Linked DNA regions of Homo sapiens: region 2 is linked to region 1. Evidence: chromatin loops called from intact Hi-C (ENCODE). Cell type or tissue: IMR-90. All regions are shown on one strand. Each heading gives the region's core, and the rest is flanking DNA. Links, peaks and the distances in the headings are about the cores only. Region 1 overlaps GAP43 (growth associated protein 43). Region 2 has its middle 190 kb from the start of ZBTB20.

The links. Hi-C counts contacts between places; a loop is a spot of excess contacts. Peaks named below come from ENCODE experiments on the same cell type or tissue, not always from the same donor. Only the 100,000 strongest peaks of a DNase experiment are listed, where the experiment ranks them.
Region 2: a loop joins it to region 1, with 1.8 times the contacts of the local background. A loop is called at or near these places in 1 of 110 quality-filtered maps.

Annotation. Positions count from the first base shown.
Region 1 is chr3:115,678,186-115,695,193 of GRCh38, reverse strand. All of the region lies in intron 2 of GAP43 (growth associated protein 43), which reads right to left. Among named protein-coding and RNA genes, the nearest start is that of GAP43, 63 kb to the right of the region's middle. In IMR-90, for the core only: no CTCF peak of the experiment used is centred there; no DNase peak of the experiment used is centred there; H3K27me3 peaks cover 180 bases.
Region 2 is chr3:115,332,400-115,349,407 of GRCh38, reverse strand. No RefSeq gene overlaps it. Among named protein-coding and RNA genes, the nearest start is that of ZBTB20, 190 kb to the right of the region's middle. In IMR-90, for the core only: no CTCF peak of the experiment used is centred there; a DNase peak (open chromatin) is centred at 8,037.

The sequences.
Region 1 (17,008 bases), core at 8,631-12,630:
TAATGCATTTAAGGTTTTCCAAGCACTAATATTCTTTAACTCTGAAAGATCCTAAAATTTTTCTTTTCTGATCACATTGAACTTCTGTGGTAGTTTATGTAAAGCACTTTGAAATCTACAATATTCAAAAGTGTTAAGGCACTGATATTTCCATGCTATAAAAACAGTTCAACTGGCATTTTGTCAAACAGAAGTCTTTATCAACTAACACTTCTGCACTACAATAAAAAGTCGCATTTGTATAATGATCCTGAAGCATTTTATGACAATGATTACTATACTTCTAATGTTGTGTATGTTTTATTATATCCCAGATCTTTCCCATTGGAAACCCAATCATGACATGAATAGCAATTATTAATCAAAATATTTGATAAACCAGAATGTTTCATTCCCCAATTAACACTGGATAGCACAAAATTTACTGTAAATGTGCTGTTCCTTTTCTATCTTGAGGATACGCATGTTGAAAAATAAAAAATAATTATGGAAAGGGAGCAGAAATGAGACTCTGATATACTCACTAGCCCTGTGGCCTAAGATAAGTCATTTAAGTTCTCTTGCTTCTGTTTCCTCATTTGTAAAAAAGGGACAGTGATATCCCTCATCATAGGATCATTGTGAAGCTTAAACAAGAAACTCCATGTGGAGCTTTTAGCAGAAAGCCTGGCACAAGATAAGTAAATGTTATCTGTATTTTGATCATCATCGGTATTATTGTTGCTATTGTAATTATTCTATGGCGAGGGCCTAATAAGTGAAGCCAGACCAAAGACTGAGTAATTCAAAGCTATCAAATATGCATTAGGTTGGCTTCACATTTTAATTAAGGCTTGAGTTAATATTAGAAATATAGAGTCACCATTGTCTTTGTGAGGAAAGCCCGATTAATTATAGAAGCTCAATAGACATACAGGGCTTGTGATATATTCATAAGGATTTATTCCAGATAGATGGCTTCGGGGTGGAGCTGGAAAAACAAGCTATGCTTCGATTTCTGGGCTGCCTGTAACAGCAGCGGCAGCCACTCAGGGTTTCAAGAGACGCTCTCACAGCCTCCTGAATGACTGCTCCCCCCTCCCCTGCAAGTGACGGGGACAAATGGCTGCTGTCTCACCACACATCTCCTCTTCCCATCTCCTCCACCCTCCGCCAGCCCACCGGGCACGTGCCAGCAATGAGCTGCCTGCCTCACTGGGATGCTCAACTCCATTAATAAGCCCTGGAAGGCTGATAATTGGGGATTCGTGGAGCCTGCAGTTTTTCAATAAGCCAGGTTGTTATGGAAACCAGCAGCAGACCTCCATGTCCAAATTATTGATCCTAAACAAAATAAAATAAAATAAAAGTGGGGAGCAGGAAAGGATCATTTCAATCCATCCTCTCCCCTGCCCCGCCCCGCCCCAGCCCCCATCATTTTATTTTAGAAGTCCATTACCAATTTGCACACATGAGACTTCACAACTCTTCTCTCTTTCGGTTTCCTTCTCAGCACTCCCCCACCCCTTTCTTAATTACAACTGAATGTTTTTTCACCTCTAGCAGAAAAATCAGCTGAGCAGGGTACCAAAGGCACACCAGAGTAGACACTCTAAATTGAATTTAACACCATAGCATTAATGCTGTTTATTTGAGCCAAGAAAATCAGCAATGAATATCAATGTGCTTTCCTCACCGTTAAAATAAATAATAATAATAATAATAATTTAACAGGATTTTTTTAAATGGTCCCAGAGTCTCCCCGTGGCTCTTAATATGTATTGTTCTCTAGCAAGACGGCCAAGCCACCACCCAAGATGACTAGCCCTGTGTGTTGAAACCAGGGCCCAGCTCTCAAATTGTCAGAGGAAAGGGGGCAGCATTTCCTTGGACTACTTTTAAAAATTAGCTGACAACCTTCTTACAATAAAAATCCAATTACTCCCTTTGGTTAATAAATTCAGGTATGATGCAAAGAAGACACCTGAGAGGGAGGCCTGGAGAGAACACTAAATGAATCCAGCCTGGAGGCTGCAGTGGGCCTGGAATCGCCACCTCCATCTCTATGTTGAAAAGACGAGGACACCATTGTTTCCTGATCAACTTCCCATTTCATCCCAGCAGAGGGCACCAGTGTAATTCTGTTCCCAGCTGTGGAGGCTGAGTGGAAGGCAGGCGTGTCAGGCGTCACTCTCCAGGAAGAAATGACCCCAGGCAAACTGCATAGCAGTGCAATAGGAACAACTATTGTGATTGGGTCCTATTTTGAAGTTAATCCTAAATCAATTTTGATTTTTTGGTCCTTCGAATATGACCAAAAACTCAGTCTACAAGTAGATTGTTAAGTCACTTTAACAGGTATGCTGAAATAATATTAATATCTTTGAACTGAATTCATAAGTGTGGATTGTGCTTTGTGTACACTTCATAGAGACATCAGAGTCATTCTGGGAGCAAAAATAATATGGTGAAGTAAAAACTTTAACCACCCTCTATTTGCTGTTGGACCAAGACTGAAAACTTCCGACCACTTCAAGGTCCAACATACCCTACCTTCTCCTCACTGGCACAAACTACTAAGGCCGGTATCCTCACCAATGCTTCATCATAATGCTCATTTCTTTTCTTCAGACCCTACCCACTATCGTGGTCTCTGAATTCCTTTGCCACAACTACAGACTGCAGTTTGCAAGCAGTCACAGACTTATTTTGTTCTATACTGGTACTGAGTCTTTTTTGTTTCTGTTTTCTTTTAAGAGCCTTACTTTTCTCCCCATCCAGACTGTAACTTCCATGACAACAGATATTCACTTTTATAATCTACATCCCTCACAATGCCTGTGTAGTGTGGAAATTATACGTATTAATAAGTACAAATTAATTGAATGACAGTAGAATACAGTCCTTGCGATATCTGGGTTTATCTCCTCTATTCTGATGCTAACTCATTGTGGGACCATGGCCAGACCATGCAACTGAATCCCAGAACATGCTTCATCGTTCATTAAAACACAGGCACACACAACTTCTCCTGGAGATTGTTCAAGCATAGTGCATCATAATATTTTTGTGCAGTGGTCCCAGTAGAGTATCTGATGAAAGACAAGGTCATTTTGCCAAGAATATCATCCGTATGCACACACAGTATAACATGTTGCAAATAATCTTAGGAGATGAAAGAACCCTCCTGAAGCCCATCCAGTTCCCAGGCTTAGGCAATTTTTAAGTTTCCTTTTAGGTCTAAGACTGTAGGATTGAAATACAAGATGTGACAAGTTATAGCTGGTATCTACCTGGAAAGAGTGTGTTAGCTATTTCCCTTAAGGTATCCCAACCTTTTCTATTGAATCCCTAGATTGCAGTTTCTGAGGGACAAATTACATGAAGCCCAAATTAACCCTAACATCACTACCTGGTAACCTTGGCTGACTTCCAGGCTCAATCATTACTGATAATGTAAGGACTTGGTAATGTTGCTGAGCTACAAGGTAGGCCAAATAGAATAGACTCTGACTCCCAAAAGAGACTGCAAATCATTATGTGTCTCTCTTGCTGGCCATAAATCATGTCCTATTTGCACGTTAATTTCCTTCATAAAATCAGGTGTAGTACCAAAGAAAAAGAAAGTTCCCCAATAGCTTCAGCTGAAAGGAACAGGAACAATGGTGACTTTCTATTAGGCACTTACTGTGTGTTCAATAAAATACCATAATAGACACCTTTTACACATGATCTATTTAATACCGACAACCACCAAGTTCAGCAATGAGGATATTTTATTTCACAATGACAAAGCTGACGCTGAATTAATGGCATAGAGCTGGTTAGGGACTGGACCTTTGATTCAAACATAGATAGGTCCGATTCCAAGATCGCTCTGATATTTCTCCTCCACTGCAGGCCTCCAAGCAAGAGATTTGGCTAAATTCATGTTTGTTGCAATTCTGTCTATTGTTGCAGTATCCACTGAATAATATATTTGTCTTTTGTATTACTTCGAATACAAAATAGTACTCTGAAATACTTTACTTTGGGTCACCAAGAAACCATTGTTCTCTTTATTTGCTGGATGAAGTAATTTCTTCCACTATTTTACCTGTAGGAAGATGACAGATTATCCATGCTTTTACCATCTTCAATTTTAAGATTTGCCCAGAGGGGGCCAGGCGCAGTGGCTCATGCCTGTAATCCCAGGATTTTGGGAGGCCGAGGCGGGTGGATCATGAGGTCAGGAGATTGAGACCATCCTAGCTAACATGGTGAAACCCCATCTCTACTAAAAATACAAAAAGTTAGCCGGGCATGGTGGCGGGTGCCTGTAGTCCCAGCTACTCAGGAGGCTGAGGCAGGAGAATGGCGTGAACCTGGGAGACGGAGCTTGCAGTGAGCTGAGATTGCACCACTGCACTCCAGCCTGGGCGACAGAGGGAGACTCCGTCTCAAAAAAAAAAAAAAAAGAAAGAAAGAAAAAAAAAAAAAAGATTTGCCCAGAGGATCTTCATATGGGGAGAGGAGAGTATGAGGATCAAAAGTGATTATTTCAGATTATCAGAAGAAAACTTAGGCAAAATGATAATAATTGAGGACCTACTCTATACCTGGTTCTTTAAATATGTTACCTCATTAAATCCTCATCACAACTGTTTAAGGGTAACATTTTAATCTCTATCTTATAGATGAAGACACTGAAGGTTATACAAATCATTAAAACCATGCAGTGAGGAACCTGAGGTTGAACCCAGGACTGTCCAGTTCCAAGACTGTCTCTTTATGAGGTGTTCAAAGTAAAAAAATGTTTCTGAAACATGCCTTGTAATCTGAAACTTCTTATGGAAATAGGCCTACATTTAAAATTGTGAGATTATGAAACTCAATCCTTTTCTTTTCCTGTCTGGAAGCAAGCAGAGACAATGTCTCTTGGTTTGTTGAGGCAGCGCTGGCTGGGGACTGATGCTGCAGAAGGGCTCAGACAATGGTGGGCAGGGGGTGGCGGGGGGGTCTCTCCTAGGGGAGCTGTGCCCCATCTGCCACTTAGATCTGCTCAAAGACAGAAAATCCATTTGTCAAGGAACCCTTTAGGGCCTGCTGTTTGTGAAGCCAAGAACAGAGAGCGCTAGTGCTGGAAGATCCCATAAAACCATCTTTTACCAGCAAGGAAGGTAAATTGGCCTTGGCCATGGCCAGAGAGCTTGTCAGAAACAGAGCTACAAGAAAACCACGGCTGTCTCTTGGTACTCAGCTCAGTCAGTGCCTTCCCCTGCTCTTCAGCGCCCCTCCAGCCCTGCTTCTCCCACACCTCTTGCTTTCTCGCCTATTATTCCTTCTTTCTCTTTTCTACCATCTATTCTTTCTCCACTTTGCCCTTGCTTATTCTTTCTGCCTCCCCTGATCGATTTCTGGTCCTCTTCTGCTTTTTTTCCTCCCACTTTTTTCTCCATTTTCTACCCCATTATTCTTCCCTCCTACTCTCCCTTTTCTCTATAGGAAGTAAAGAATCTCTATCCACATCCCCACCTTGTTCCTCCTAAGGGCCCACCTTCCTTTTTCACATTCTGACCAATTTTCCTTCTCAATCAAATATCCTCATTCAGACTCAGAGTGTCTGGGTGCCTAGGAAATATTTAGAAATGGGTCATGGAAAAGAAGTTGCTGATGTATAAAATTCCAAAGAACTGGGCTGCAAGCAATAAAGATGGACACTTGCCTGAAAAACTCTTAGCTTTTCTTGTGGGGCTTCAAATTTAAAAAATTAAATGGTTCTTTCCCTTTCAAGCTGTTTATGAAAAGAAATCTCTCCATAGGTGCAATCCATATTATTGGCCAGTCAGAGGATGTCTATTGAGAGCCTTCTATGTGCTGTGCTCTATTCTGAGCACTGGGGCTACCATGCAGCCTTCAAGAAATGAAAAGTCTACTGAGAGGGAGAGAAACTGAGGACGACACAGATAAACACAGTCGTTTTAGGCACTAAGAATGCTACGGAGAAAATAAACTGGGTAATGTGATGTAACTGTTGGCATTGGTAGGGGTAGTGCAGTGCTGTTCTGCCCAAATGGTCAGGGAAGACTTGTCTGAGTAAGGGACATTCAAATGGAGACCTGAGTGCCAAGAGGCCAGGGCTAAGAGGTGACCATGGGAAGCTCAAGGGAGAAAGCAAGTGTAAAGGCCCTGGGACAGGAGCAAGCTGTATACATTCAAGAGACCTTAAGAAAGCTATTAGGGCTGGAGAATGGGGAAGAAGGGCTGAGCAGAAGGACATCTGATCAGAAAGCTAAGACGTGAGATCATATGAGGCCTCCTAGGCTGCGGAAGTAAGTTAGATTGTATTCAGATTGCAAAAAGTAGGCAAGCATTGGGAGGTTTTTTGTGGGGCATTGATATGGACAGGTATAAATTCATAGCTTTGTATGAGTGGTTTTTCAAGTAGTCTACTTGAATTTATAAGGAGTGAGCATGGCATTATGGGACCTATCCCTTTTACCCAGCTGAATTGTGTCACGTTGTGATGTTAATCACTGAAGAGGCATTTAGGATGTCAGTCCGCGGAGTTAAATAAGAATTGGCCCCATTGCCCAGGCATGTTTCCTTTTGGGGCACGTGCTTCAACAGAGGCACAAACAGCTATCGTCCACTAGGGCTAAGGAGTGGGAGAAAGAAAGGCGACAGATTTTTTAGAATTTTTGAGACTGATTTCGGCCTTTAACCTTCTAGAAATCTTATTTTTGTGGATATTCCAAAATTGTATAGATAGAGTTTTTTAAATAGTATCCCATCAGAAGGAATGCATTATTTATACAATTATGTTGACACTGGAGTATAACTAAAAAATATTACTGCATTATTAGCCTATTTTTTAAGTTAAAGTACCCATGGATATAATAATTTTAATAATTTGAGGCCAGGGGCACTGGCTTATGCCTACAATCCCAGCACTTTGGGAGGCCGAGGTGGGTGGATCACTTGAGGCCAGGAGCTTGAGACCTGGTGAAACCAACATGGCGAAACCTCATCTCTACCAAAAATCCAAAAAATTAGCTGGGCATGGTGGCACACTCCTGTAATCCCAGCTACTCGGGAGGCTGAGGCAGGATAATCGGTTGAACCCGGGAGGCGGAGGTTGCGGTGAGCCAAGATTGCACCACTGCACTCCAGTCTGGGTGATAGAGTGAGACTCCATCTCAAACATAAATAAATAAATAAATAAATAATAAAAAAATTTCGTTAGTAACCCTGGGTGAGTCACTCAAATTCCATTTTTTTATGGTTTATACTACAAGTCAAATTTTAGAATTTGAGCAGTATCTGTTTGTAAAATAAACAATTCAAGCTAAGTACAGATTGGATGCCTGCCTGAAAAGATGAGTTTTGAATTATGTTGAGTTTTAATCTTGCCAAGATTGAAGACCTTTTGAATTTGGTCTTAAGTTTAAAACAGTAATTTTTAATTATTATTAGTTAAAATGTGAAATCAAAGTTTAACCAAGATCACGAAATAGTTTGGTAGAGGTGTAGGGGATTGCGAGATAGGACCCCAATCCTAGGAACCCAATCCTTGTTAACCTGGCCTCTGCAAAACAACCGCAATTCCCAGAAACTACTGCTGAGATGCTGCTCCATGGAACTCCAGGCTCCAGCAACACAACTCAAAGTTCATTGATTGAGGATTCTAGAAAATAAATTTTCTTTGGGATTATGATTTGTAAAATATCATTTAGAAAATAAATTCTGCATGGTTTTAATACCAGTGGAACTAAAATTAAATGGAACAGTGGTTAGTTGCCTAAAGCCATGTTTAGAAGTTACTCACACCAGTCCTATCTGCGACTACACAATAGGACTGTAATATGAATCAATTTTCTGTTGACCTTATAAGTAATACACAAAATCTACTATATCATCAATATGGGTGCAGTTATCCATACTCATTGTGAAGATCAGCTTACAGTAAATGAGATCGATTGGCATTGACTCTTTTATTGCTGTCCACATGTAGACAATAAGTAGCTGAGAAATTTCTGAAATTTGCATTTTTCAAACTGTACTTCAAGGCTCAGAAATGATCTACCTAGAGGGTAGGGATAGATGCAAAAAAAAAAAAAGAGGGGGGATTTCAGGACATCTTCAGTCATCTCCACTTTCCCCTATCATTCTCAACCAAAGCTTCTCTGCTTTGGGGTTTAGTGTATATATTTTAAACTCATTTGAGCAAATAGTGCCTAGGCTAACAATTTTGAAAATGTCTGCCTTCAGCAATTACTTACTCATCTGATTCTACCTCTGTGAAGACATTGTTTCACAATGTTCCTCCTAGCACGAAAAGCATCTTTCTCACTAAAAATTAGTATGAGGGAAGGAAATAGTCAACTCTTCCTCTGCATTAAATGTTAAATGGTTGCAAATCAATCTGAACCCTGAAATCATCTCCGAAAAACCAGCTGAGAAGAACTATTGCCTCCATCAACATGTCTATTTTTAAATTTTCCTTCTTTTCTTATGAAAGAACATAATAATTTTCAAACTAAGTTAATCATGAGAAAGAGGTTTTAAGAAAATTCTAAAATTTAGTATTTTGGGTTCCAAGATTTGAGAATTTTATATCTGATGATTACTTTTAACTCATGTTTAAAGTTCCTAAGTATCCATTTTATTATAACCTCATAAATATAATAAATTATGCACTTTCCTTTAAAAAAAGATGAAAAGCCTTTCAATGCATTAAAAAGATACAGCTCAGATCAAATTTTGAGGACAATGTACAAATTCCTTCAGTAGCAATTGCTTTTCTAATTGAATACAAGAATACCAATTCTAAACTTTACTTTTCTTCCTTAACCTTTAGCAAGTGTACAATGCTCAACAGAAATGACTGCGAATGTTGAAAGTACTTCTCATGGCATCACATATATATGTACATAACTATGTGGTTTTACAAATGTATATTTATATGCTTCTACACTGATACATTATTTGGAAGTTGATAATTACTATTCTTAGTATTTTAGAATTATCAAAATAAAATTAATCAAATTGCTAAAATATAATGATCTGGGGTATGCTGGAGCTGACTAACGTTGGCTGCTGACAGCAAGATATTAGCACTTCTTCCCAACTGCTTATTTGGAGATTACACATTGGTAGCCTGAAATCAGCTAGGATGGGAGTATTTATACCATAGAAATTGGCAAAAACTACAAATAAAGGCTGTTAGAGTTTTGTTTTATTTTTTGGAGAGCCAGTTTACCAGCATGCCGCTGCAGATATCTGATAAAATCATAATGAATGGTTTACACCTTGGTGGCAAGAAAAAGAAAACTAACATATCTTCCAATAGGGGCCAGGTTCTCTTATGAATCTATTATAATTAAACCACCAATATCAAAGGAAGAGGAAGGAGGAAATAAAAAAAATCTTCCACCGCTGGTTTTCCTTCTAAAAGGATTTGATTACACCAATGGGGAGAACACTGAAACCACATTACTGAACTCTGCGCTTTCTTAGCCCTTTAAACTGGAATAGAATTTCACAAAGTGGGGCACATTCTGTCTTTTTACCAAATACATGAGGGTGACTTTAAGTTGCAGTTTTTGTGTAGGGAAGAATCCTTTCAGCCTCCCACTGCAATGTCCCTCATGGTCTGTAATCTGAATAGCTCACAGGCTGTACACAAATTATGTTTGCATTAAGGAATGGGAAAGCCTGTTTACTGGTCTGTGTCCCAACACTGTTGGTTTGGGAACACAATAACAATTCACCCTACAGTGGAGCAACAGCAGGTTCAATAGACTCTTACACACCTTGCAAAGATTACTTAATTGTGTCAGATGAGGAAAGGAAGCCAAGGAACCTGGCAAATCATTTCTTCCCTGGGTGTTTCTGTCACACACTAGCAAGGGCCACCCACAGGTCATTCATGTGGCTGGAGTGAAATTAATCACCTGCTTTCAGTAGGGAGCAGCCTTGACTTCCTCTAGTTCTCAATATGTTTCTGAATATAATGCAAAATGCTCACACTGGTCTATGAAGCCCTAAATGGTTTGAATTCTGGCAACCTCAGGGATGACTTACAGGCCTGAGTAACACTAAACTTTCCAATGAGCTTCTGTATTCATTTTCCTGGGTCAGTTTAGGATTTTATCTAAGGCATAATATTATTCATTCAAAGTATTGTCACAGATGCAGGAAAAGCAACAATAAACAACACAGACATGAAGCTACTTTTTCCACTGAAGGTTAAAAAGCTGCTGCAGAATTATGACCTGAATCAATTTATTTATACATGTGTGTTAACTTGAATGAAAGGTGGTGTCTCAAGTTTTTAAATAAATGACGTCTCTTTTCATTGGATAAATTTTATCCTTTAAGATTCAGATGAGGCAACCTCTACACCAAGAACTCTTCCTGGATAATGTTCCCCTAATTAGCCAAACCAGGGTTTTAGTTCTTAGGCACTATAAATTTCATCGTAGATAGCTTTAATCCCAACTCTTAACTCTCCTCAACCCACTGTAGGTTCACAAACATATCCTGATTACATGAGCAGCCGAGAAACGACCATTACTCTTCACACACACCCTCAGAGAGACAAAGGGTGTTCCTGGAGCCATTCTCTACTTCTTTTTGGGCTGAAGGGTGAAGAAAATGTGGAACTTACCGTTCTTCCAGATTTTCCCTACAGTCTGAACTCTTGGGCAGCCCTTTCCCTACATATTGAATGTGTGTGTATACATATGTGCTTGGAAATTGGCAGAAGGGTATACTACAGGCATGGATACAGTGCTTAAACATATCTAAATTATATCCTTCACTTTGTCATACACCAGGGAAGAGAACATTTTTTTCAAGGCTATAGAAATGTTCATCTCCACTTTATCTGAGAGACACACACATTCATCATGCACCAGTAAGAAGGGACCATTTTAAGTAAATGGCTTCTGGTTTCTATTCCAAATTCCAAAAGATTCTACTAACTCATACTGGAAAAACAAAATAAAACAGGGGAAAAAAAAGCCTTCAAAAGTTATTTCACTGTATATGTGCCACCAGGATAGAATATTTATGTTGAACATGTTTTACAAAGAAAGGCAAAAAGCCTTCCTAGAATACTTTCTTCCCCTGAAGATATCTTAAGAACTACAATTTCCCTTCCAAGTAGAATGGTGTGAGATGATCAAACTGAAATATTTTAATTCTCATAATCCTCTAATTTGTGATTTGGTGATTACAAATAAGTGTGAGGATTGCTGAGTAATCACATCTAACTTGTATATCTTCCATACCACCTTTTCTCGGGACGTTCAATAGCCCATTTCAAATACTTAGACCTGTTAGTTAATTTCACTATTGGTCAAATATCCAACGACTGTGAATGTAGAGTTTTAAAAAAAAGAATTGGAAGAGATTTGTATTAGCTTATCCATATAATACTTTATGTTTTAATGACAGTCTACCGACAAAATTTTAAAAAGCTTATCAGATGTCTATCAGATGTATCCATTGCTCTACATAAGCATCCAAGGTTTTATTAACCCTTGAAGCTGTTTAATTACTTTAATGAAATAAAAGCATATAAAAATACACTGATATTGAATTAAGTGTAAGATGGAAATGAAATATTGATAGCAAATTATGGCTGTCTATAGGCTATAGCCACTGTAGCTATTATAGCTATAGTTTTCCATCCAGAGACAGGGTTAGGAGGATTATGAATCAGAAGTCCAGTCATATCAGAAAACATCATTTTCAACTCTTTATATTCAATCTCAAGTGTAAGACGGGATTAGAAACCTCTACTGAGATATTCTTGCTGTCTTCTGGGCCTCTAGTCTAATAATAAACTTTCTTAGAATTGACTCTTCTAGATTCTTTGCCCCTCTATCTAAACTTCTCTACTATCAACCCCATCCCTTAAGCCCATTATCTAATAGTTAAGAAAATAAGGGACTATGGAAAAGTGAGGATGGTTGGCTAAGAAGCCATATGTCCCACACTTCAAAGATGCCTCCTTGGTCTACCATTGCAAGATTGTCGTGTGTGTGTGTGTGTGTGTGTGTGTGTGTGTGTGTGTGTGCGCGCGCGCGCGCACGCGCGCGCACATGTATGTAGAGAAAAAAGAAAAATATTTTATGAATGTGTGTTAATATCTGAATAATAGTCTATATTTTAAGAAATATTAATTTTTAGTTCCAAATGTAGTTTCACAACTTTAAAATTGGGGGAAGAACATGTCTGTTTTCCAGATTCTTTTATGAGGTGACAGTAACAATTTAATAAAAGCTATGAAAGAATGAATGAATGGCCTCAACAATATGAGTCATGTGACTCCACAACACATTCCTTCATCTTGTCTTTTGTCTGCTTACTTTTTTAACTAAAGAGTTAATAAAAGGGCCAGGCGCAGTGGCTCACACCTGTAATCCCAGCGAGGCTGAAGCAGGCGGATCACCTGAGGTCAGGAGTTTGAGACCAGCCTGACCAACATGGTAAAATCCCGTCTTTACTAAAAATACAAAAATTAGCCAGGCATGGTGGCAGGTGCCTGTAATCCCAGCCACTAGGGAGGTTGAGGCAGGAGAATCACTAGAACCCAGGAGTCAGAGGTTACAGTGAGCTGAGATCATGCCACTGTACTCCAGCCTGAGCAACAGAGCGAGACTCTGTCTCAAAAAAGAGTTAATGATTGCTCTTTAATTTGTCTCTTCTATTAAGTTCTTTAATATTTTAGTTATAAAGGTACCAGATCCTTTGGAAATGCACTTGCCAAAGGGGGGTAGACCTAAGCAAGAATATAAAAAAGATACTGATTCTGATAAGCTAAACTTAGGGTAGCAATTGCCTACAATAAATAAAATGACTTTCATCTGATTGAGATATGAAAATTTCCATTTCTAGTTTTCAGATCCTCCTGGCATAACTGATGTATTTGATGGAGTCAGTAATACATCTGTTAAGAACAATCATTTTCAGCTGATCTTTATAGCTCTCTCAGGTCTAATAAAACAGTACTTGGAGCATTTTTGAAATAAGAATCTAAGACTCAGAAACAGTTTAATATCCCTAATAATTCTGGGGTGATAGGGCTGTGAGGGAATTATGATCAGGAATTATAGTAGTTACTAGACACCCATCTGTAAATGCTATCCCTAATAATTCCCAGACAAGAGTCTGGAATATCCAATTATCCAAAGAAGAGAGATGTTCTTATATTATAACACATTGTTGGGGTCCTTAGACATTCCTCTCCTCTTTGTTTCTTCCAGAATAGCACTTGGATAAGTGTCAGGGTTCAGCATGTGACCTCTCAGACTCTCAGGGTTTGGCTTCTGGTTCAACATTGCTAGCTGTCAACAATGATTAAGTCCCATAGTCTCCCTAAAGCTAAGATTTCTCCTTGTAAAAAGGGAAGGGAAAATTACACTACTACATTACTACCACAGAGTGGTTATGATGATTAAATGGAACAATCCCCACATAGCACTCAGCACAGGACCTGGCAGTTAATAAATGCTCATTAAGTGCTACCTATTATTAGACTTTTATATGTTAACTCTTGAAAGAAAACCTTAAAAACCAACTATCGTAGTCCCTTTTCCTAAGGATGAGATGAATGAGGTCCAGAGAAGCAATAACTTGCCTAAAATCTGGTTGGTAGAAATACTGAGACTAGAACCCTGGTCTCTTTATTTCAGTTCAAAGATCTTTTCCCTGCATTATATTACAAGGCAGGTAGGACAGAGAATATCCTAGTAAGGTCCTGGTTGGTATTTCCCAAAAGCATCAGATCACAACAACAGCTAAGATAAAAAAGAAAATGCAGAAACTGAGACAAAACATAACACCTTAATAGAGAGAAAGAACTGTAGGGCTACAGTTAAGGTGAGGATTTAGAGTTCAATCAGTTTGATCCTCATTTTGTCACTGGCTGTATTTGTGGCCAGAATATCCATTTACTTTGTCCCTATTCTTGGAATATAAAAATAGAAAGAAAAATATTATCAAATGACATTGGGCTGTTGTCAAGAAAAGCCAATAAAAATGATTACTCTAGCAATATAAAAGTGCTCCATAAAAGCTTAATAATCAACAGTATTTAAGAGGTATACCACTGAGTATCTGACAGGGTGCCCATGTTTTATAAACAGCATTTATGGACTTCCACAACCAAAATTTTCATTCTTTGTGAGTTGTGTATAAATTTAGGAAGTGGTTGAAACCACATTTCAAATCAAAGCCGCTCACGAGGCACCCTGCCAAATAAGTGTAAATATCCTTGGAAAATCTCACATCTAACACACAGCTTGGTAGAAGTGGACCTATCTTTTGGAAAGCTGAAAAATAGATGGTTACCTTGGGTCTTAGGGAAAATATTGTTCTGGGAAACATAAATAATTTTTTAAATTCAGAAATATGAGCTGGGTATTTCATTTTCTTATACACAATTATCATTCTAGAAATTCTAAATTTTGCATCTATTCTTTTCGTTAATAATTTGAGTATCAGGACATACATTATATGCAACGTTTTTATAGTAAGCAGCAGACTGCATCTTAGCCCCTGAAGCACTGCCTCATTCATATTTTGTCCAAAGTGCATTGGCATAGGGAAGTGCCCTGTACCTAACTGCAGAATTTAATTGAGATTATGAATATGATTGTTTTCAATGTCATTCCCTGAATTTCATACTACCCCCATACCAAGTAAGAATTCATTAAGGTCAAAAGAGTACATCTTGTTTTTGTTTTGGTTTGGTTTACTTTTTCTGAGACAGGGTCTCACTCTGTCACCCAGGCTGGAGTACAATGGCACACAATAATGGCTCACTGCAGCCTTGACCTCCCGGGCTCAGGTGATCTTCCTGCCTCAACCTCCAGAGTGGCTGGGACCTCAGGCACACACCACCACACTCTGCTAATTATTTATTATTTGTAGAGATGGGGTCTCCTTCTGTTGCCCAGGCTGGTCTCAAACTCCTGGACTCAAGTCCTCCTGCCTCGGTCTCCCAAAGTGCTGGGATTACAGGCATGAGCCACCGCACCTGGACAAAAAATCATATCTTATTCATCTTTGTGACTCCAATACCTAGCACAGAAGAAAGTTAATATAAAGGGAAGGGAAAAAGAAAGGAAGAATAGAAAAGAAGGAGACAGAATGGGAAGGAAGGAGGGAGGAAGGAAGGATAAAAAAGAGGAGGAAGAGAAGCAGGGAGACACTAAGTTAATTTTTCTATTCAGGGAATGGCAATAGGAAACTCCTCCCTCTTTTCTTGATCATTACTGATGGCATCAATTTGCAAGATGTACTGAGACCATGAAAATAAAATGCAGCCAAGATCAACATACAGAACATTTAAAGTCACTCAGAGCTACACTTCCAACTAGCATCAGTCAAAGACCCTGTGGCAGCCACCCAATCAATATCACTGATTGATAGCCCTCTGGATAGGTTACCTTGGTTGTACCACATCACTGAATATGACCACAGCAGAGTCCTCTACTGGGGAAAATCAATAGGCTACCATGGAGAAGAGGAGACGTAAGAGAGAATTCCTTCATTGAGAGCCAATGAGCACAGTGACACTGCTCAGCAGGAGACCCCAAGGATATAATCACTAAAGGGGGCTTCAAAGTTCTCTACTCATGACTGAATGGGGCAGTGTCCCACAGATGTTTTGAACACTCCTCTTCCTCTAAAGGAATCATTGTCAGAGGTGCGCTGAAATGTTTTGGTCCCAGGCACGTAAAAAGCTGGGCAGGCAGCGTGGCAAACTAGGGAGAGGTGGACATACTTGGAGAATTTAAAACAATGACAATAACCAACCAACTTCAAAGATCAAAATACAAATGACATCCCCCCATAACAAACAGGTTGGTAGTAAATAGTAAAAGAAGTAAAATAAATAACATTTATAGTTCCCCCAACATTTCCATAGGTATTAAAGTAATAATCATATCTAAAATTTTTAAGCCTGATATTCACAGAAATTATTTTCTTAGATTTTCTCTTTGTACCTATTTTTCCCCTTAACCCTGTTGCACCCTCTTAGATTGTCTGTCCACGCCCCTCCAGGCAGCTGTAGAATCCTAAAGCAACCCATGGTAGCCACCCATTTCCGAACAGTACAGCCCAGTGGAAGATGCTGCTACTTTAACCCAGGTTAAAATGAAATACAGTGGAAGGCAGAGGAAATGCAGTACAGGGCACCTGGGAATTTGGACCTGATATGATGTGATAGATCTCCTTGTCACCTCTACCTTCTGTGATCCCATGAGATTCATCACAGCGGAGTAATTTGTGCTTGTCACATAAGAGCAGGCAAGGCTACTAGATACCTCAACCCAGAAAGAAACGACAGGCAGCATTTCTGAATCTAACCAAGAGGACAGTACCTACCCAACTCTAAGAAACACTGTAAATTGCCCTTTGTGATTACCTTCAAGTTGAACTTCACCTATTGTTTCAATCACCTTTGAATGCCCATGATAAAGTCTGATTAATTAAGATATTTTTCTGTCAGAATCTGTAACATTTAAGGCAGAGAAGAGTGCTGTTTGCTTTCACTGACCAGACACATTTTTAATCAAATAAATGAATAGAATAAGCAAATATGCAAGAGAAATATATAAATGAGTGAACAAATTATTATCTATAATTTAAATTTCATCAATTTATATTCAATATTTGACATTTGTTGACAACTTACTACATAAAATATTTCATTAATTCATTTGCAGTTAGTTATCATAACCTGAAACATAATAAAACTTAATTTCTTTTAAAATATATTATATATTAGACTTCCTACTGATTCAAAAAATCCTTCTATCAACCCAAATCATAAGCATATACCTAAAATCACATCATTTCTCTGTTTCCCACAACTTTAGAAATCCCAGTTAAAAAATATGGTCTGTGCCATGTCAGATATGTTCTGTATTTAAAAGCATGATTAATTTCTAAGATGTATGAAAATGACACATTAAGTAACTTGTGGATATGCAAAGTGATTTCCAGACATCATACCTGAGGCTCAAAC
Region 2 (17,008 bases), core at 5,871-9,870, 340 kb after region 1:
GCTAGACAAGGCAATAAATAACATTGAATCATATAATGAAATTTCTATATTCTTTCAGCTCTTCTCATTGGAGAGGGAGACTCGATTTGGTAATAGTCATTATCAATGATCCAACACTTAGGTAATATCCCATTTAATAAAGAGAAAGTGTACATCAAATATCAAAGCCTGGCAAAAGTGCAAGAGTAATCAGCTACTCATTACTCTTAGTTATTAATAATTAGTTACTAATTAGGTATTATTATTAGTTATTATTATTAGTTATTAATAATTAGTTGCTAATTATTAATAACACTGCCTTGTTTCCATTGTACTTATATTTATAGTTACCTTCCTTTTACAGTGAAAGATGTTCCATTTACAATAGTATTAATAATACAAAGTTCCTTTTTAAGACAAATGTATTTATGGCTTTAAAAAGTCAATTGATATAAGAAAATATAAGTCGATCATATGATGGTACATGAATATACCAAAACTCATGAAGGTATTAAATGAATTACCTAGTAAATGGAAACCTACCTCTGTGAGGGCTATAAAGAGTGACTTGGTAGAGGGCTGTACACTGGAAACCTGAGCAATCCATCCAAATGAGACAATCTGGGGCAGCCAGGATTCTCTTCAGTATCTCTTTGGCTTACTTTTCCGGACTTCTCTTGCCCTAGTCTAGCTAACCTGACACTAAATCTTGTCTAGTTTTTATCTGAAACATGAATTCATATTGCTGTGAAATCTCCGCCACTCTATTCTCCCTTATCCAGCTCAGTCCCTCCAAATCCTGCACTGATGCCAAAAACTGCTGCTAATCTAACTTCCTCTGTCTGGAGGGTGGATATACCCATTAATGCCACCTTTGGTAACACTGACTCTTAGTTAACTCTACCTCCCGTGACAAGATTTATTGTCAATTCAAGACCAACAACTATTATTAGACTTCCATTCCAATTCAAAAAGATAAATTTTAATATAAATTTTTCAGAAAAGCTGGAAAAAGCATGTTTGTTTCTATTTTCTTATTGAATCAATCCAGTTCAACACAGCCTAATCATTAGCTGCATCATTCCACAAATTGGATACTTTCCCAAATACAGTGTTTCCTATCAAAATATATTTTCATTCCATGAAACAAAAGATCATTGCAGCTTCCAAAACCAAACCAAACAAAAAATCTCCTTTTTCTTTTCTTCTATCAAATCCATCAAAACTTCTTTTAAGATTTTAAACCAATTTCTTCTCAAAGTCAGTTTTCCTCAAGAATACAGTTTTCTGACCCCAGAACCTCACATTTATTTTGCTAGCTTTTAAATAAATTTTGTGCGGGTATCAGGCTAAAGGGGTCTTTAAAGGTTATCTAATTAACATTCCATGCAATGTTTGAATTCCTTCTGCCAAAAACTACATGGAAATGGCTTTCACTTAAGAATGTGTTCTATTGCTTGAAAGCCTTATAGCATTTGTTGTTTCTCTAAAAGTGATGAAATTGCACTGGGAAATCTGCGTTCACAGGCTGAGGCCTCTTTCAGTCTATCTGAGAGATGGATGGCCAGGGTTGGTAAGATGTGCTATCTGTGGCAATGTAACCATTTTTCTTATTGTAGAACTAACTGACCCATATAAAGATCAACTGATGACTTGGCCTCTTTATCACCCTGAACCAAAAGAGTCATCTGGACCAAATACTAAAAATTATGATAGTAAAACATTTATTTGGGGAGGATATATGTCCTGAAATTTTTTTAAAGACACAAACAGAAAATATGTAATTTATTGTAAAATTGCAAAGTTGCACTTTAAGAAAACTATAGGTATTTGACTATATCTTTTGGTTTTTATTCAAAAGAGAATGGAAGAAAATTAACATTTAATAGGTGTCAGTATTCATTCTAGGCATTTTCATCTATTTTATTTTGCTTAACCACAACAATTTATAGAGACTCAGATTGAGGTAATCTGTTCAAGATCACACAGCTAGTAAGCAATTGATCTGTGATTTAAAAATTTAACTGTAATGATGGATACATGACATTATAGATTTTTCAAAACTCATTGAACTGTATAACACAAAGAATGTACCTTATTGTAAACTATGGGCTTTAGTTAATAATAATTTATCAATGTTCATTTATCAGTTGTAATAAATGCACTACATTAATTCAAGTTGTTAACAATAGGGGAAACTGTGGGAGGTAAGAACTATATGGAAACTCTCTGCTCAATTTTTTGGTAAATCTAAAACTGCTACAAAAATAATCTATTTTTAAAAATTTGCTTAAATAAAAGAGTCATACAAAGACAAATTTAAATGTCCATTTACTCTCCTCCCATTTTCTCCCAAACTCACTGCAGTTTCATTTTCAAATCCCCAACTCTCGTTATCAACATTGCCCTTATCAAGGACACCTAAGACCTCTGTCTTGTTACATCTAATTCTCAATCCTCATCTTACCTGACTTACCAATAGCATTAGACACATTAATGATATACTCCTTTGTATACTCCTTTGCCTGGCTTCCACCCCAACACATTCACCTGATTTTTCTCCCTCTGCTCTGGCCCCTCCTGTTGAGCCTTTGCTGGTTCTTTTCTCTCTGACCTCTTAATGTTGGAGGGCCCCAGAGGTTAGGCTTTTTGACTTCCCCTCTTTATATACCTCATTTCTTTAGTGATTTTATTTACTCCGATGACTTTAAATTTAAGTTATATGCTGGTGACTGTCAATTTTGTATTTTTAGATTCAGTCTAAACTCAGACTGAAATAACTATTTAATATCTTCTATTATTATGGGCTCTCCGGAGAAACAGCCGACAGGAATAAATCACTTTATATTGAAATTTGCAGGCCGGGCGCGGTGGCTCACACCTGTAATCCCAGCTCTTTGGGAGGCCAAGGCAGACAGATCACTTGAGGTCAGGAGTTCGAAACCAGCCTAGCGAACATGGTGAAACTCCATCTTTATGACAAATACAAAAAATTAGCTGGGCATGGTGGCTCATGCCTGCAGTCCTGGCTACTTGGGAGGCTGAGACAGAAGAATTGCTTGAACATGGGAGGCAGAGGTTGCAGTGAGCCGAGATCATGCTATTGCACTTCAGCCTGGGTGACAGAGTGAGACTCCATCTCAAAAAAAAAAAAGGAGAGAGAGAGAGAAAGAGAGAAAGAAGGAAAGAGAGAAAGAAAGAAATAGAGAGAAAGAAAGAGTGAGAAAGAGAAAGAAAGAGAAAGAAAGAAAGAAAGAAAGAAAGAAAGAAAGAAAGAAAGAAAGAAAAAAGAAAGAAAGAAAGAAAGACAGAAAGAGAGAGAGAAAGAGAGAAAGGGAAAGGGAAAGGGAGAAAGAAAAGAGAATGAAGCAGACCCAGGAAAGCTGATGGTGCAATTGCAGGCTGCAGGAAGTCTTCTGGAGAATTAATACCCCCTTTCTTGAGGAGGACAGTCTTTTAGTTCTATTCAGGCCTTCAACTGATGGGATGGGACCACACATATTTGGAGGCCAATCTACTTTACCCAACGTTCACTGATTTAAATGTCATTCTCATCCCAAAACACCCTCCACCCTCCAAGTTGGCGTGGGAGATAAACCATCCCACATCTCAAATATAATTTGAAAAAAACACCTGTTTTTTCCCCCCGATTTAGTTAATGAGAACTTCTTTCCACTTGCTCAGTCCAAAAACCATGGAGTCATTCTTGGTTTGTCCTTTCTTTTACATCTCACATCCAGTTTTTCTTCTCACAACCACCACCGGTCCATGCTATTACTAACTCTTACTCAGAATATAGCAAATGCCACTTAACTCTCTCTGGCCTTTTTCTCTTACCCCCCTCCTCTATATATTACTGTTTGTCAAGTGGTATCATGCCGATAAATTACCTTGGGATCTTATTAGAGGCAAATTCTAATTTAGTAGATCTGACATGGGTCCTAAAAGTCTTTATTTCTAACATTGCTCTAGGAAATGTTGATACTCCTGGCTCACAGACAACACTCTGAATACAGAAGTCAGGGTGATACCTTTTATTTTAAGTTTATTTCATCTTTAATTTTGTTAATTACCATCTTTTTAAAACTTGCTGTACAAAAATAGTTTCAAAAGAAATATCTCAGTTGTATGTGTTTGTTGGCAAATCTTTCTATATAAGTTGGCATTCTGACTCTCTAGAAGTAAAAGTGATACCTTTAAAACATAAATCAAATTATGTTTCCCCTCTGCTCAAAATAATTCAGTGGCACCCACTTCACTCAATGTAAAAGCCATACTTCTTGCAACAATGCTCCAACAATGCTAAGTGATCTAAACTCTCCCTTTATCTCTTTCACCTTCATCTCCTATTCTCCCCTTCAGCCAAACTGGCCTTGCCAGTATCCCTCAAATAGGTCTTTATACTAGCTCCTCTCTCTGCCTGGAAGGTTCTTTTCCAGAGAGCTCCCTCTCATTTGAGTCCTGGTTCAATTGTCACAACATCAGTGAGTCCTACCCTAGCCATCCTATTTAGAATTGTAAGCATTCTCCACCCCAGCACTTTCCATCCTCTTTGCCCAACTTTATTTTTCTCTATGGTACCTTATCAACTTTACCATACTCCATAATTTACTTACTCATTAGCTGTGCTGTCTATCTCTCCCCTCATATATGCTCCATGAGGGCATTAATTTTTGTCTGTATACTCACTGCCATACCCCTATCACTTACAGCAGTGTCTTGCACATGGTAGATATTTAATAATCATGTATTAAATAAGTGACTTAAAAGTAAATGAATTGCAAATGCTATGCTTGTTCCAGGACATCAGACTGTATCTCCAACAATCAAAAATTTATCTTAACAAAGGTTCAGAAGAAACTGATTCAAAAGAAAGTCCTCGTATAAGCTATATCTAAATTTAGAAATGAATTAATTTTGATTTAGAAAGATAAGCCACCAATGTAGTGAAGTGCAATGCAATATAAACAGTGTGAGCTTGCTCTTATTAAAATATATGCTGAATAGAAAAAGAGAAAGGAAGAAATATTAAATGTTAGCAGTGGTAAGTTATGGGTAATGCACACTCCTATATTTTCCAACTTTTGAATAAAAACAAATAAGTGGTAACAGTTTTAATCTATGCAATATAATTGTATTTTTCTACAATGTCAAATTTTAAACGCATCATTTCTTTGATGTGTGCTAAAATGGATATAAGATGCTGCATTAACCCATCTTTTTTGTTTCAAATCACAGAACCCATCTATGTATTTCAAGCAGAAGATAAATTGGTTGAAGAGGAATATCATAGAATCCCCAAAAGCTCACAGCCAGAAAACCAGACTGAAGCTCAGCTCTGAGGTTGATTTTCCCAGAATAAGAGCCAGGTCACTCTGTCACTTCCCTGAAGATGTGATCTACCCACAGCAGGGTGCATGGAGACAGCACAGTTCTCACAGCACAGGAGACCCAGAAAGCCACCATAGGAGCAGCCCAACAATACCCCTGACTACCCATGCCCCTCCTTCGTGTTCCACCAATGCTGCCAGGGAGGGAGATTTCAAACAGCACCTTCTTCTTCGGTCCTATGCCTGTGTCTAGAAGCAAGGGAGGTAGAAGAGACTTACAGGACTCTAATATAGGACTTACCAAAATATTTAAAAAGTACTTAAGAGCTATTAAGGAACCGCAATTATGACACAGTTCTGCTGTGTGTCAGACTCAACCCCAAGACCTTCAACACTATTAGGTCTCTGGGCTCAAAGCAGTGGTTTCCCAGAAAATGCCTAATGACTGTGTCTTTGGGTAGGGGGACACCTGTTTCCCAGCATTTGCCTGTTTCCATGCTGTAAGTAATCGCACCGCAGCTGATCTCTAGCTATCAACATGGCATCACTGAACACAGAGATGCACAGTAGCCCACATAGTGTCTCCACCACACAGATAATTCTAAGTTTCCTTAAAAGCAAAGCAAATAGTAAAATCTTGTAAAACAAGTAGGAACTGATAAGTTTGAAGGATTCATCAACTTTTAGTATAATTTATTTAAACTTGACAGTTATCTTCATCTGTTCAGGCTGCTACAACAAAATACCAAAGACAGACTGGCTAATGAACAACAGAAATGTATCTCACAGTTCTGGGTGCTGGGAAATGCAAGATCAAGGTGTTGGCAGATTCTGTATCTGTTGGGGGCCTTCTTTCAGGTTAACAATGGGGCCTTTAGCTGTGTCCTCACACGGCAGAAGGAACAAGGAAGTTTTCTGGAGTCTCTTTTATAAGGCCACACATACTCTCACCTTTATATACTCTCATATTGACGATTAGGTTTCAATAAAGGAATTTGGAGACCGAGGAACAAAAACATCAATCTATAGTAAAGGAATATACAATTTAATTTTTAATAATGAATGTTTAACAACCAGCTGTCAGGATTTTTGAGTGCTTAAGAATTGACTCTCACAAGCTGAACAGCCAACTCTAGCACACCACAGGCTCAAAGTAGATGACATTATTATCTTCTTACATAGCTGATATCTATATAGTCTTGACATCAAAAGCTATACAGGTTTGCTTTTTCTAAAATAATCAGATAATCTTTTCACTGAAGATAAATATTCCTAATGTATTTTTTAAGAAGGGAAATGGAATTCATATTAACTTCTTTGCATTCTCATTGTCATGGGGCATCTGCCTTTATTTTTGAATGTCTAATTTAGGGCCTCTTCTTAAATGTTCAGCTTTGAAAGCCTCACTCAGTCACAGCTATCACTGAGAGTCTATTTTTCCCTGTTAAGATCTCTCCTTAATCAGAGATACATATAAACCAGTTAGGTTTATACTTTTGGGTAATTGATCACTGTATTTAATCTCTCAAAGTAAGTCTGTGCATACCCGAGACTTCTGTTGCTGCATTTGGGTCTTTTATCCCCCCTAGTATCCAGCTAATTCTTATCCATGTCCCAATGCAGATATCACTCATTCAAAAAAAGACTTCTGAGCATCTCATGTCCTAATGCAGCCCCGATTAAAAGTCCCTTCTCTGTGTTCCCACAGAAACCCACACTTACTTTTACCATAACACTGAGTAGGACACTGATCATAATTTTTTTTTTTTTGAGACACAGTTTCACTCTGTTGTCCAGGCTGGAGTGCAGTGGCATGATCTTGGCTCACTGCAACTTACACGTTTCGGGTTCAAGCAATTCTCCTACCTCAGCCCCCCAAGTAGCTGGGATTACAGGCACTCACCACCATGCCTGGCTAATTTTTGTATTATTAGTAGAGATGAGGTTTCGGCATGTTGGCCAGGCTGGTCTCGAATTCCTGGCCTCAAGTGATCTGCCTGCCTTGGCCTCCCAAAGTGCTGGGATTCCAGGCAGAAGCCATGGCGCCTGGCCAACTTTTGGAGACTATTATTTTACTTGTCTGCTTTTACAACCACTTTAAGGGCAGGGATTCTGCTTTTCTGTCTTAAATCCCCAGCTTGGTACAGTACTACAGATGCAATAGATACTCAGTTCATCCATTTATTCATTCACTGACTCCACACACATTGAGCATCTACTACACGTCAGACACTGTTTTAGGTGCCAGTGATATAACAGTGAAACAAATCCTGCAATTACAGAGCCAATATTATAAAGAAAATATGAGTAACATAAACTATGTTGGATGATAATAAGTGCTAAGAAAGAAATTAAAATTATAATTTTTAAAAGTTAAAATAATAAGGGAAGTTTGGGGGGCAGTGGTGGTGGGTTTTAAGTAGGATTGTCAAAGAAGATCTCATTAATAAGTTGACACAAAGACAAGAAGGAGATGAGGAGGCTAATATGAATAGCCAAATACCATTAGATCCCTCTCTATTTTCACAGGGGAATATAAAATGGGATCTTTCTCAGCTGTTTCAGACATGGGCTTGTTGGTTTCTAGCAGTCCTGCATCCCCAAGCAGCTCCCACCCCCAGGGCAGTTGCCATCTCCACATATTGAAGTCTCCTTTCTCTTCCTCCTACTCCTCCATTCAAACCTCAGTTCCTCTCACTCTTGTCTGACTCATCCTGCTTTTTTTTTCTTGGTCATATTTCTGTGTTCTGACTCACTCAGTTCTAATCAATGAGGATTTACTTCCTATGTGGCCAACACAATACTAGGTGAGAGGAAAGATTTCAAAAAAGCACAAGGGCCGTGAGAACCTTCTGTCTAAATCCAGACAAGAGACAAACAAGTCCCTTCCCTCCACAAATGCCTGTGATGATGTCTTACTATCTATGAAGTAATCTCTATTTAACAAAGTCAATGCATAAGATCAAAAAAAAGGAATGTACATGGTAAACATCGAATCGGGAAAAGGTTTATTCATTATCAATGCCTGCATCTTCTAATTATTTCCTAAATTCAGGTGTTAAAAAGGACGTTTTTAGTAAACAGGTAGTAACTGGATATACATTAGTCAGGTACTCAAAGCATTTGTATTCATATTTTAGCAAAATACCTCTCTTCCAGATCACACTGTAACAATCATATAGCGGCTAAAACAACAACAACAATTGGGTTGTTGTTGAGCAATGAAAAGTTTATTTTTAATGATTTTAAAAGAACATGCAGATTTGTCCAAATTGCATTTTTTATTTGTTCATGTGTTTCTAATTTAAAGAGGGCAGCGTTTTGCAAACAGAGCTGTATGAGTGAGAAAGAGCACTTCTAGCATCTTGGTTTGGTTACAAAGAAAGAAGGAAAAGATGTGAGCAACTGAACACGTGCTTGGTGACAGGTACTGCAGCAGGTACTTTCTGATATATTACCTTATTTAACATATGCTGTCTCACAATAAGCACCCACGAAAGGTGGAAGGAAGGTGATATTACTAGCCTCAGTTTAAATAAAATGAAATTTAGTTACTGAGAGTTTGAATAAGTGTTCTGATGAGACATAGCTTGTGAGTGGCAGACATGGGATTCTAATCAAGGTGTGTCTGACTCTGAGAGCCATGGTTTTCCCATTATCCATGCTTCTCTCAGATAAGAGCATTATGCTCATGAGGCCAAGTCCATGAGGCCAATCATCCCCTTGTGCTGGCTTTAATCCAGGCCATAGTCTGCTCCCTCTATTCTCCAGATTCAGGTTAGATCTTTATAGATCAAAACTGTCATCAAAAAATATATCAGAAGAGAATGTATAAACTGGATGGGTAGAAACCCATCCTGACCACTGGATCAACAAGGCTGAACACATGTATTATTGATGATGGGCCATTAGTGCCGTCTTTGTTGTGGTCAAAAGCTCCAACAACCTGGCCTCTCTTTTCTCATAAATTTATGTCACTCCCCATCCTTTAAACGACAGGGCATTATCATTCACCATGTCAAGAAAGGGAGTTAAGGATTCCAGCTGCCTAGATCAGGAGAGAAAATGGCCACATGCATTTTGGCTAATCATAACCTTCTTAGTGGAAGAATAACCAGCCAAAATTTACATGTCTGCTAATTCACTGCTTCCCTTTCACTGGGGAATCACAGTTATGACCTGAACTCCGGTCTTTAGCGCTGCTGCTTTAGCTGTAGAAATGATGTGCTGTGTGTGTTTATTCTGATACCTGGATACACACATGGCAATGACTGGAGTGGTTAATTAATAACATAAATTGAAGGGGTTCTAGGGCCCCTTAAGGGGAGATAAAATGAATCTGAAATCCAACAAACAATAAATCAGTGGACCTCAATCTGTGCTGTAGTTTTTCTGGCTGCCAAATTTTGATCAATATGTAAAACTTATTTTTACAGCAACTAAGTAAACACATGGATTAGTAATATGTGTCAAATGGACTATTGAGCTGGGTAGATTTTAACACATTTTGGAAAAAGAGGTACATTTGATGCCAAATGAAAATAAGAGATATATCATTAAGTCAAACCTGCTCCGAAGAGAGCATTTGTTTACTGGAATATTTAGAAACTCTATTTTGCAAGTGTGTAAGAGAGTTAAAATCAGTGACCTGCACTAACATCCAGTCAGGGGCTTTTAAAAAGGAACAAAGGTAGAGCTTAGGAGTGATAGGAATAAATCTAGAACCTGCTTCTAGGGACTTGGCTCTATTTATTTATTCATCCATTGAGTCTATCAACAAATGTTACTGAGTACTTACTAAATGTGGTAAACAGTTCTAGGGAACTATTTCAAAGGGCACCAGTCACAGATAGAAAAACACTGTCAGTTAATGACTACAGAGCTCAACCAGGGCCTTAATTCAAGTGCGAAGAGCATCATAACGCAGTGCACTTCTCCAGCTCAATGTGTGTTTATCTCTCACCTATACAGGACCCACTGGGGACCTGCAGCGTCTTGTAACTTTTAATTGCTGGTGAGCCTCTGGCAAGTGTGGCTTACCCTAATACACTGAAGAAGTATCCATTGCTTTCAGTTTTGTCCAGAAAAGTGCCCCGGTCAATGGCAAACCTCTTTAATTGGGCTTTTATCAGGTTCTTCCCTCGAAGTAGGGACGGCTATTGGAAAGAGAATCAGTGTGGGTTTTAGGGAGTGCTGACACATGTTTTTGAAAATGAATAGAGGGGGTGGCTTCTTTTGATGTCATTGAAAATCACTTGCTAGAATGAATTTGATATGGATCAGCCACAAGGGCTATGTTATTGATGGATAACACAAATGAATTCGTAGCAGCATTGAGGCCTATTGATTCTATCTCCTGTACATTTTGAAAGTGCTATATGGCCAGTAGCCTAAGGCTTTGTCTCTGTTCAGGGATTTGGGAGAAAACTGACTACTGCAGAAAATGAATGTGCATTTGCTCACTTTACTACTGAAAGTACATTAGTTTCCTACAGCTGCCACAGGAAAATATCACACGCAGGGTGGCTTAAACAACAGAAATCTCTTGTCTGGAGTTCTGGAGGCTAAAAGTCCAAGATCAGGGTGTTGTTAGGGTTCCTGCTTTCTGATGGCTATGAGGGAGAATCTGTTCCATGCCTCTTGCCCAATGTCTGGTGTTTTGCTGCCTATCTTTGGTGTTCCTTGGCTTGTAGAAGCATCACCCGGATCTCTGATTTTACATTCATATGATGTTCTGTGTGCATGTCTATGTCCAAATTATCCATTTGTATAATGACTGGTTATTGAGCTTGGGCCCACCCTACCACAGTCTAAATTTCTGTTAACTAATTACATCTGCAAGGACTCTGTTTCTCATTTGGTCACATTCTGAGGTACTGGGGGTTAAAACCTCAACATATGAATTTGGGGGAGATGTGATTCAACTCATAAAAATTGGGAAGAAATAGACAAGGCCTATATCCTGTTTCATGGAATGAACATATTATCTACTGTAGAACATTTCCAGAAGCCAACCAATATGGGCATAACATAGAGAAGTCTCATAAAATTTGCAAAACTGAAAATGTGCCCCATTCCAACTTTGTCAGATCTGCCTTGTGGCCATTTTATCCATCTAGGTGATCTATTTATTAAGTCTTACTTATAAAAATATTTAATGAAATAGGTCACTGAGGTGGAGTACTTTGCTTTAATTAAAGTAAAATTTCTATTATACCCTATTTTTCATATTGGTTCTATTGTAATACCATAGGCATAAATAAAAAGTACAGAAAATATTTGTAAACATATTTCCCAGAAAAATTTGTATTAAAACAATAACAAAATAATCATAAAACTCTAGTAAATTTTTTAAAAGACACTAAAATGAAACTATAAAATAATACCTGATATCCTGTGAGCAGATTTATGTGTCCCACATGGACATCCCTTAGCAATTTGGCTGAGATTGTTAACAGCTTTAATTTATACTAACATTTCTTCCTCTGCATTCAAGATAAATATTCTATTTTTTAAAACTTTACTCCATAGTTTGAACTTAGTAGCTCTGCCTGGTAAGACCTGTGTAGTTGTTAGAATAGTCCAGGCTGAGAAGATAATAAGATCAAATTTGCGAGTTGAAATGTTTGATCCTTGCTTATCATTGGAGCTCAGCCTAAAATTTGCTAGAACATGTGGTTGTCTAGCAACCAACTAATGTCCTATAATGATCTACAAATTGATGCCTGTGCTGAATGAACGTTCTAGTCCAAACCCAAAGCTTTATATAGTTAATTAAAAGCTAATGTCCTCATTAGTAGCTGTTGGGGAGGCTCAACAAGTGCAGTCTGCATGTGCTAAATGTTGAATATTTATTAGACATGATGTTAAATACAAAGTAGGAGGAACTGGACCATCCATCTGTTGACAACTATATGAATAAAACGGTGATTTGGAACTGCCCGATCCATAAGTAAGTTCAGGAGAGCTGATGCCTGCCATACCATTCAACTGAACTGCCTAAATCTACATTGCATGTTTCCAGTTCATGCATTTTTTCTTCACCTGAGAAGAATGTCGTTATTAACAAGTCCAGACTACTCCCAGTCCAGCAGGTAGAGCCCAGATTGCTTATTCTATTCTGTCAATCACCTTAGTTCATCATAAAGTTCGCAGGAAAAAAATGAACCTTTGATATCTATCAGGCCCTTTTGAGACACTAAAATAAGAGTAAGCTTAAAATACATTAAAGGTTGAGAAAATTATCTTTGCTTTGATTTCTGTTCACACAACTACTCGCATACAGGGGTCATCCTGACATCCTCCTTTGTTTCATTTTTGTTTTTTTAATCTCTTTTTTAAAGATATGGCTATTTTGAGAAAATTCTCTAAATGTCTGTAACTAAAACAGATAACTGATTAGTAAATTATTCAGTTGACATACTGACCATCTATTATGAATTTAGGAATTTGCTAGATTCTGTGGATAATAAAAGAGAAGTATTCCAAGCAATTCTTTTCCTCCATCACCAAGGAACCCAGTTTCTACTTAGGTGTCACAAACACAGCAACTTTTTTTTTAAATGAAGTAGGATTACCAGTTATGTTTCTTTTCTAACCAATTTCCATAATAAACCACACCTTTCATATCATTAACTCAGAACATGGTTCTATTATTAGCTCCATAATAGCCTTATTTAATTCTGTCTGCTCTGATATGGTTTCTTAAGTTTAAGACCAGTATCTTCTTGTTTGTGTCGTGTGGACCTAGACTGAGTGAACATACTGCCCAGAACATAGTAGGTACTCAATGAATATTTAAGAATAAATAAATGAAGCTTTGATACTGTCTCTTCAGTCCCCAGGTCTATTAACACATGTCTGCGATGCCTCTAGACAAACTTAAGGACATCTCTTTGGCCACTAAGTAAAGATATTAATGGCCTATGCTGATGTCAAAATTCTGCCTTATTAGTAACCTCAACCAACCAACCAACTTAGATATCTAAAAAGCCCATCAGCAAAAACAAGTATCTTTTTGGTAGCTTTATATATTGGCATTGTCCAACAGAACTTTCTGCGGTGATGTATGTGGTCTGCACTGTCCAATACAGTAGCCACTGGCTATCTGTAGCCAGTATGATTGAAGAACTAAATGTTGAATTTTATTTAATTGCAGTTAATATAAATAGCCACATGTGGCTAGCAATTACCATATTGCACAGCACAGTTCTATATGTTTCAGAATATGAATGTAAATTAAACACCTCCCAGTTTGTTACCATAGTTGGTAACACAACCTGGCTTCCTGACTTGTGATGTTTGGTCTATATTCTAGTATGTTTCTTTGCTCAAGGACACAGAAGTAGACAAGGAGTGAATCGAAGTCTAGCTTTATTATGGGAAATTTTCATTCTGTAACCAGAATTTAACATTAAATGTACCACACCAATTTCCTTTCTTTCCTGATGCCATTAAATAACACCCTTAATTTGAGAGCAGCTTTTCAAAAAAGAAAAAAGGGAAAAAAGAAGAAAGAAAATTTCTACTTTTTTCTATATGGCATTTTAAATTTCAGAAACATGATATGAAAAAAATGTGCATCACAATTTTAAGATAGAAAATTACTCAGGCTTCTGATGTAAAAAAACTGACAATTCCACTTTTGTCTGTTGTTGTGTCTGAAAATATGAATTGCAACAGCTACTAAATTCCTGAATAGAGGTGTGTGTTCCTTTCTGAAAAACAATAAAGTTTTCAAACTATATGTGTTTCAAAGACATGGGCTTTTTAAGTTTTAAATTGCTCATTTTATTAAACGTGTTTGATTTTTCAAACTCAGAATTTTGGGAAGCACTGATGTTATTCTCTGCCTTTCTCTTCAACCTTTTAAATCTCTCATTCTCTCCTTTTACACCTGACTCCTTCACTAAGTCCCTAGATTTCCTCCATTTACCCAAGTATATTTTTACTATTAACTGCATAATTTAATAAGAGCTTTGTTCTTTACTTTTAAGTTGATAATTCTTTCTTTCTCAAAATAATAGCTGAGCACAGTGGTGCACAAGAGGATCCCTTGAGCCTAGGAGTTCCAGGTTAGCCTGGGCAACATAGTGAGACTTCATCTTAAAATAAAGAAATGACTAATTTAACTGCTTTTTAATCCACATCATTGCCAATTAATTTTGTATTTTGTCTCAGTTGCCCGCACTTTTTTTAAAAAGTGTACCTTAAAAAGTTCTTTTATAGCAAAGTATTATAGTGTAAAAAATAATACTTTGCAAATTTAGAAAGAAAACAATTTATTTCACTAAAGTAATAATTTTCCAAGGCAAAGAAGATAATTTTTGTTTAGGCATGGCAGAGTTCAAGACCAAGAGTATCTTATGGTTATCTTAACTGATTCCTTAGTCTAAATAAAAGTTACATCTGGCAATGAAGCTGTGCTCTCCTAGATAAAGGAAATTATAACAATAGTAATAAAATAATAACATATCTGCCATGTCCCAGGAACTCTGCTAGAAATATTACATACATTATGTCACTTAATCTTAATATCACTTTCATTCTATCCCTTTCCCTCACACAACACACACAATGCACACACTGCCAAAACATGGAAAAACCCCAAATGTCCATCAACTGATGAATGGGTAAATAAAATGAGGATATGTCCATACAGTGGAATATCGTTTAACAATAAAGACGAGTTAAGTTCCAATACTAATGGACCTTGAACACATCATGTTGAGTGAAAGAAGCCAGTCACAAGAGACATTTTGGCAACTATAAATAAAGCTGCCATGGACATATATATATGAGTTTTATATGAACATGTTTTTATTTATCTTGGGTATATACCTGGGAGTAAAATTTCTCAGTCATATGGTAACTCTATGTTTACCACTTTGAGGACCGTTGAAACTGTTTTCCTAATGCACCATTTTACATTTCCACATGTACAAGGGTTCCAATTTCTCCATATCCAGCAGAACCTCTTCTTCCATCTTACACATCTTCCAGTTTAGTAAAGGGGCATTTCACACAAACATAAAACCCAGGAAAGATTTTCCAAAGGTTAATTTGTATTGCTGTTGAATTTTCTGGAATGTAAAAGGGAAAGGGAAAGAAGAGTTCATTGTAGGTGATATTTGGGCTGTTTGCATCCTGGTCTCTTGGCTTGGAGAATAACAATCTGAGGTTCTTTCTCAATTCCAGAAGATAACCCACTAGAAGTGCCTAATTCTTTGAATTTCATGCATCTATCATTACATATGGTTTCCTTTTGTATAGAAAAGGACATTAGTTCTGGTTCCCAGGCTAAGCATGATCACAACAACCAAGTGTAAAGTGCTTCATTCAGGGACTGGCACATAGACAATTTTCAAAATGTACATAATTATTATAGTCATTAGTATTTTTTACTAATATACAAAATATACCAAAAACTGTTGGTCATTTACAATGCTGGAAGGTTGCATTTCTTTCATTATGTAACCAAAAGATGGCCTTCCTATTTAAATTTTCTGAAATTCTGAAATTTCAAACAATGATCTCCATGTTTTCCTACAAAAACAAACAAGCAAAAATCTCCAAAAACTGCGATAATTTTGTACATTCTAAGGCTTTGTACATTCTAAAATTTTGACTTGAATTTTTTTAATTTAGATGATACAGCATATTCCATGGAGCCTAGCAATGTGCTGGATACACATTAGGAACTTAGGAATTACTTACTCAATGAAGGAGAAAGAGAATGAAGAAAAAAGGCATGGAAAGGAAAGGAAAAAGGGGGAAGAGATAAAGGAAAGTTAATTCAGAAATTTAAAAATGCTCCTGGGATATAGAAGAGTAGGTATTCATTACAGTATAAGAATATGTAGAAAGCCAGGATCTGCATAAATTAAGTACCTCCAAAGTGTGTTGTGTAATATGTAAGGCTTTACGAATATTTGCCTACTTATGACTAGAGATGGTTCTAGCTGAGCTTAAGTAAACTGGTAGATAAACATCTCAGTGACTAGACAGAAACTTGGATTCTAAAAGAATGATATTTTATTGTTTGATCTACCGGGAAAACTTACAGGAGAAGATTGGGCACCAAAATTAAACAGATGAGTATAAGAAGGTTGTTAATGCCAAATGGGTTTAAAAAGACAACATTCTAAAAATTGAAGCCCCTGATATTTGGTTGAAAAATATGACTGCCAACCAAATTAAAATTCCTAGAGATTAATTTGAGAGATTTCAACAGCCATCACTTTCAGTCTGCAGAAAGCACTCACCATTAAGTTTAGGCTGTATAAAGAGAAAAATATACATAAAGGCACAATGATTAAGGGGTTGAGACATGAGAGTAGAAGCTGGTGATCTTAAACACTGAAGCTACAAAGCAGATACCATGTGATAATGGGTGTAGCAGAACAAGCTTTTCCCAAAAATACCAGATGCCCATACCTTTTCAGCCAGTCTTCTCTTCTATCAACCTTCCTTCATCTAGAGTTCAGACTGGAAATAGTTTATCAGCCAATCTGTATTAAGTGTTATATTTACCCCCAAGTGTATTTGCATTCTATTTAGGGCTAGTACCTTCTGGCCAAAATAAATGATGTTCTATTGTCAGTGGCAGTTAGACAAGGAGATGTATTTTGGATAGAATGGGGGAGGAAGTATGAAGGAGACAGAAAGGACCTCAATAGTACCTCAAAGCATACAACATA